Linked DNA regions of Homo sapiens: region 1 is linked to region 2. The links are chromatin contacts, found by Hi-C or POLR2A ChIA-PET in ENCODE. All regions are on one chromosome and are shown on one strand. The core of a region is the stretch at or near the end of the contact, and the rest is flanking DNA. Distances in the headings are between cores, read along the strand shown.

Evidence for each region. A loop is a pair of places that touch in the nucleus more often than their neighbours do. ChIA-PET counts read pairs that join two places held with the same protein, here RNA polymerase II (POLR2A). Pooled maps may share reads with other maps.
Region 1: a loop to region 2 is called in a pooled map, with 3 times the contacts of the local background. The contact joins the enhancer-like site here to the promoter of ARF6 in region 2. A Hi-C loop is called at or near these places in 9 of 50 pooled maps. POLR2A ChIA-PET finds 5 or more read pairs at or near these places in 3 of 52 experiments (GM10248, SK-N-SH and activated CD4-positive, alpha-beta memory T cell).

What each region holds. Positions count from the first base shown.
Region 1 is chr14:50,334,029-50,336,976 of GRCh38, reverse strand. CDKL1 (cyclin dependent kinase like 1) reads left to right here. Exons shown (of 10, transcript NM_004196.7): 8 at 2,356-2,412. Among named protein-coding and RNA genes, the nearest start is that of DMAC2L, 23 kb to the right of the region's middle. RefSeq lists an enhancer at 813-1,434. Within about 2 kb of position 1,481, at least 26 of the 41 ENCODE cell types and tissues checked have a DNase peak (open chromatin) inside an H3K27ac peak, as active enhancers do.
Region 2 is chr14:49,891,427-49,894,515 of GRCh38, reverse strand. ARF6 (ARF GTPase 6) reads right to left here and starts at 1,434. Exons shown (of 2, transcript NM_001663.4): 1 at 1,359-1,434; 2 at 1-1,260. The coding sequence starts at 779. The coding sequence ends at 252. RefSeq lists enhancers at 505-554, 585-904, 1,775-1,874 and silencers at 1,065-1,254, 1,295-1,684.

The sequences.
Region 1 (2,948 bases), core at 232-2,731, 440 kb before region 2:
ACAAAGTTTTAATAAAAATGTAATATGCACACAATGCATATATACATATATTTACATATATAAATACAAAATAATGTGACAACATCTGGGAAATCACAAAGCTTTTTTTTTTTACATTTGTGAAATAAATGGCTGCAAGGATATATATCAAAATACTAAGAGTGGATATCTCTTTTGGGTGGGATTTTGGGGTAACTTTATGATTTTTTATATTTTTGAATGTCTTCTAATGAGCCTGTATTGTAATCAAAAACATTTCAGAGCATAATTAAGGTCTGTGAAATCTTGAGTTTCTACTGAGGAAGGTATCTTAAAAATGAAACTAACCCTCCAGTTTCTCACTAAACCCTTCAGTTTTCAGATGGAAGTTCTGTCTCTACCACTTGTGTTTTGTTTGTTCCCTAACCTCTTGGCTTGTCCCACAATGAAGGTTTCTGCTTCTCCACTGCCTCTTCCTCCTGTAGCACTAGCATTCAAAGTGGGTCTTGCTGGGACGGAGGGGCAGGAATGACACCTGACATATGGGAGGTGACCCATCTGGCTTCCTTGTGATCTGGACATTCCCAGTTGTGCACTAAATATCCCTAGTGATTTCCTGTTCACTTGTCTGTTGGTGAAGCCTCAGAAATAACCCAGGTTTCATAAATGTAAGAAGCTTCCCATGGCTTCCCAGAGATTGTCCTGCAGATTTCCTGTTGACAGAAACACAGGAAGAGGCAGTGCGGGGGCTGCACTGGTTGAACATCTGTGCCCCAGTCCCTCTGCCTGTCAGTAACCCTGACAGAGGGAGGCCTGCTTGCTTCTGGGGCTGTGAAACGCTCACAGATGGGCTCCAGCGTATCACAGGCAACCAGTTGGCCTCATCCAGACATTGTTGCTGAGACAGCAGAGCTCGATGATATAGCAATGGCACGTCAAACCCCAGTGATGCTCAGATTCAACCGACAGAAAGAACAAGAGAAATATTTAAGCTATGGAGCATGAGTGGAAGTATGAGGGTGCAACAGGGGCTACTGTCAAGGGCTAATACAAACCTACTTTAGGATTTTTTTTTTCTCCTGTTGACATAGGGAACTCTGAAACAGAGGCTCTTCTCTCCTACTCTTATCAATGATTAGTATGTGTACAATCCAGAATTGGTTATTGGGAGCTGGTTGCCTGTCCAAAATAATACTGTACTGTGAAAGCTGGCCACAGCACCAGGACTGTTTGATTAGATGAGCCTGGCCAGTCACTCCAGTCGGCAGCTCACACACTGCCACTTTTATACACACAATGCACTGCAGTCACTTATTTTGCTCAGCTTGGCTGGCTCTTATTTTCTCAGCCTCTCTGCTCAATTAGCCTTTGTCAGTGGTATGTCTCTTTAACTGGCCTGTTTGTCTGCCTGACATTCGGCATTCCTCCCATTTATAGTGTTATTCCTGATTGTCTCCAGCACGTGACTGGCGCAAAATCGCCTTATACGGCCAAAAGGAGATTGACGAATGCCCCACAGGAGACTGTTTAAACAGCAGGCTGAGAAGGGAAGCAGCAGGCCCTAGTGGGAGGAGACAACAGTGTTTATTCCAGAAAATCAAGAAGCATCTGTTCACCTGGGTAGGGGAAAAACATCTATTTTGCAGCTCCCTTTATATAATTAGAATTAGAGCTGCCTTTTTTTTTTTTTTTTTTTTTTTTTGAGACAGGGTCTTGCTCTGTCGCCCATGCTGGAGTGCAGTGGCACATTTATGGCTTACTGCAGCCTCAATCTCCCAAACCCACGCCATCCTCCCGCCTTAGCCTCCCAAGTAGCTAGTACTAGAGGCGCACACCACCACCCCCAGCTAGTTTTTTGGTATTTTTTTTAGAGAGACAGACAGGGTTTCATCATGTTGCCCAGGCTGGTCTCAAATTCCTGGGCTCAAGCCATCAGACTTGGCCTGAGTGGATTATAGGCATGAGCCACCGCACCCAGCCAGCTACCTTTTTATAAATCACACTATAAATGCCAAAAATTATTCTCAGGAAAGGCAAGTTATATAACTTGAGCCCCCCCACCCCCTCAAAAAAAAAACTGCTCAGAAAAGTTTTTTTTCATTAGTATTTTTATTTATAATTTGCTATCTCCATTGGTATCAGAGCAGGAAGTTAAGGGAGTAGTTACGAAGCAAATTTGGAAAAGCGATTTGGAGGTGGGGAGAGAAAGCTTGTGAAAAAGGCAAAGGGAGACTGTTTTGGGCAGGAGGTTGGGTGGGCAAAGGGTGGAGGACGTGAGGAAGGTGCCAGGAAAATGTTTCTATCAAAAGATTTAATTTGAGGTAACCTTAATTTGAATACATGCTGTAAATTAAAAACCTCTTTTCTTTTCAACAGGAACCACTTGAATTAAAATTCCCAAACATCTCTTATCCTGCCCTGGGGCTCCTAAAGGTAAAAATCATGGCTTCCAACAGACCAGGAAGCACACAGCAGTTGTCATCACTGGGGAATCTGAATTACTTATGTCAATCCATGCAATGAAAAGTGTTCCTTTTAGAATTCTTCTCCTGGCTGGGCAGTGGCTCACACCTGTAATCCTAGCACTTTGGGAGGCCAAGGCAGGCAGATCACCTGAGGTCAGTTCAAAACCAGCCTGGTCAACATGGTGAAACCGTCTCTACTAAAAATAAAAAAAATTAGGCGTGGTGGCGCTCGCCTGTAATCCCGACTACTCAGGAGGGTGAGGCGGGAGAATTGCTTGAGCCTGGGAGGCGGAGGTTGCAGTGAGTTGAGATTGCACGACTGCACTCCAGCTTGGGTGACAGAGTAAGACTCCGTCTCAAAAAAAAAAAAAATTCTCCTTGGAAAAGTATATTTTCAATTTTTTTAAATGGATCACATCCTATTAAGAAAACATTTGCAAGTATTTTCCACTTTAAATAAACCTAACATTATATTTGAAGTCTAAATTTACACAAAACAGAAAT
Region 2 (3,089 bases), core at 185-2,684:
TGTCAAATGTCAGATCAGAGCATCCTAACGCAAAGCCAACAAAAAAAAAAAAAAAAAAAAAAGGAAAAAGAAAGGGAAACAAACAAAAGAGAAAACCCCCAAGCCCCGTCCCCGCCAAACTGTAGAACAGTAACTCCAGAGTTCAAATTCAAAAGAAGAGAAAGTGGCAATTGAAAGAGGTGATGGTGGCGATAATCCTATGAATGGGTTTTTGATTTCTCTCCTTCCAGGGGATGGGTGGAGAATGCTCATTAAGATTTGTAGTTAGAGGTTAACCATGTGAGCCCCTCATAGAGTCCGTCCCCTGAGGTGGCACAGGAGGGCTGCACATACCAGTTCCTGTCCCGAATCCGGGTCAGGCCCAGTTTCTCCTGGATCTCGTGGGGTTTCATGGCATCGGGCAGGTCCTGCTTGTTGGCGAAGATGAGGATTATGGCGTCCCTCATCTCCCGGTCATTGATAATGCGGTGCAGCTCCTGGCGAGCCTCATCGATGCGGTCGCGGTCGGCGCAGTCCACTACGAAGATGAGACCTTGGGTCCCAGTGTAGTAATGCCGCCAGAGCGGCCGGATCTTGTCCTGGCCGCCCACATCCCATACGTTGAACTTGACATTTTTGTAAGTCACCGTCTCCACGTTGAAACCCACAGTGGGAATGGTGGTCACCGACTGGCCCAGCTTCAACTTGTACAGGATTGTTGTCTTGCCGGCCGCGTCCAGGCCCAACATGAGGATCCGCATTTCCTTGTTCCCGAAGATTTTGGATAGCACCTTCCCCATCGCGTCGGAGGAGCCGGGGCCGGGGGCATTCAGGTGTCCCGGGTCCCCTCAGCCAACAACGCCGCCGCCGCCGCGAAACCGAAACGAAGCCTCTCGGCCGCGAGAGCGCCTTTGCGGCCTGCGTGGGAGTTGCCTCCTAAGGGCAGAGGCCCAGGCCCCCCGCTCACTCGGGCATCACCGACCGCACAACTTGATTTCTCCAGTCGCCGCCGCCACCCGGGCCCTGAGACTGCGCTGGGAGCCGCCGCCCTGCTGAGGCGCGGCCCGGCCCGGAACTGCCCTTCCCCCCGCAGGCGCCGCGCGAGCGCCGCCGCGGTTCCCGCTCCTCCGCCTTCCTCTCACCGCGAGGGAGACTGCAGCCCTCCGGCCCGCCCGCCGGCCTGCGAGCACTGGGCTCCCCACCGACCCAGGACACCCGAGAGGCAGCGCGGCTCCGGGGCCCCGTCAGGTCATGGATCCTCGCGGGAACTCGGTGCGCTGCCTGCAGAGAAACAGAGAGGGAGGGGAGTTACTGCCAGAGCTCCACAAAGGAGCGAAGACCGAGGTGGCCCGCCTTTCCAGCTCGGCCCAAGGGGTTACCTCCAGCCGCCGCCCCGAGCGCGGGCTCCCTCCGGCCTCCAACTCCTCCTCCCAGTTCTGCCGCCGCCGCTGCCGGAAAAGGCGCCGAGGAAACCGCCTCACTTCCCCTCCCGACCACGCAGGCGCAGCAGAGGCCGACCGTTCGGACAAGAGCGACCTCTGTAAGGAGAGCGGCCCGCGCGCCTAGCGTCATGGGCGCCACGCGCCGGAGGGGCGGGGCTACGGCGCCTCGGAGGGCTCGCAGATGCGGCCGGCCCAGAGCCCTCGAACCTCGGACTCTGACTCGCGCCTACCCGTGGCTCTTCTAGCGTCTCCTTCCCTGCTTTTCTCTTTTGCGCTCTGCCCTCCCCTGCCCACCCGAACCAAGGGAGCAGATCTACTGGGGGGCCCTACAGGGTGGGGCCCACGGGCAGCCCGCTCTCTCCACGAACCGAGCTGCCTCCAGGCCTGTTCCCAGACCTCGGTGCCCGCCAGATGCTCTGCGAATTCCCTCCGCCCGCCCCAGCCTTCCCGCACCCTCCGCGCTCCCTGAACGTCCCAGGGAAGCTCTGTTCGCTTTTGTTTTTTTTTTTTTTCCCTTTTTCGCAACCCCTTCTTGGCTTCCTTTATCCCTTGAATTTTGTATGTTTCCTGAAAGACACGTGGGAGGCCAGTGTCTCGTGTGGAATCTGCCAGTCAGTGCAGCGCTTTCCCGGAGTTGAGTTTACTCTGCAGCTCTTTTGAATGTTTGAGCCCTGTCTGCCTATAGGTCTCGTCAAGACCAGCCCATGTTTCTTAAAAACTGCAGTATTATGAAGAGTTCCTGTGCCTTGCCGCGTTTTCACCTTTTTAGAATGCGACATCTGTTCATCTTTAAAATATCATTTTATCTCATACTGTTAGTAGTAGCTTCTTAACTACTACCCATTCTTAACTTTAAGAAGCATAGAATTTAGAATATAGAACGACCGCTTGTATGGCCTGGATCTGGGCACTTAACCTTACTAAGTTTATCTCGTGTAAACTGACCTTGCTAACTCACGTGAGGCTTAAATAATACAATGTGGAAGACTTCAGGGCACATTTTTGGTTTTTTGGTTTTTGTTTGTTTCTTGAGACGGGGTCTCACTCTGTCGCCCAGGCTGGAGTCCAGTTGCACAATCTCGGCTCACTGCAGCCTCCTCATCCTGGGTTCAAGCAGTTCTGCCTTAGCCTCCGGAGCAGCTGGAATTAGGTCGCCCACCACCACGCCCGGCTAATTTTTGTATTTTTAGTAGAGACGGGGTTTCACCATGTTGGCCAGGCTGGTCTCGAAGTCCTGACCTCAGGTGATCCACCCGCCTCGGCCCCCCAAAATGCTGGGATTACAGGCGTGAGCCACTGCGCCCTGCCAAGGACACATTTTTGTATCAAATGGTTAATGATAAAATTAGACTTAAAATAACGTGAAACCTTCAAATATCAAGGGGAGAAAAACAGGAAATGGGTATCTTTGTTTAAAAAGCAAGATGCTATAAACAGCATATGGTAACATACTGTTTTTATTAAACAAATTTAAAATATTAGATAATGGTAGATAGGTTATATGATAACCTTATAAACGTCATTTCAGTCGGAAATAAACTTATTAAACATTAATATTCTAACAATTATTTCATTTACTTTCCATTTACCTTAAGATGAAGCACTGTCATAAAACTGAAAAGCTTAGGAGTCTGAAGATTGGGGTTCAAGTGTCATCCCCAACCCCAC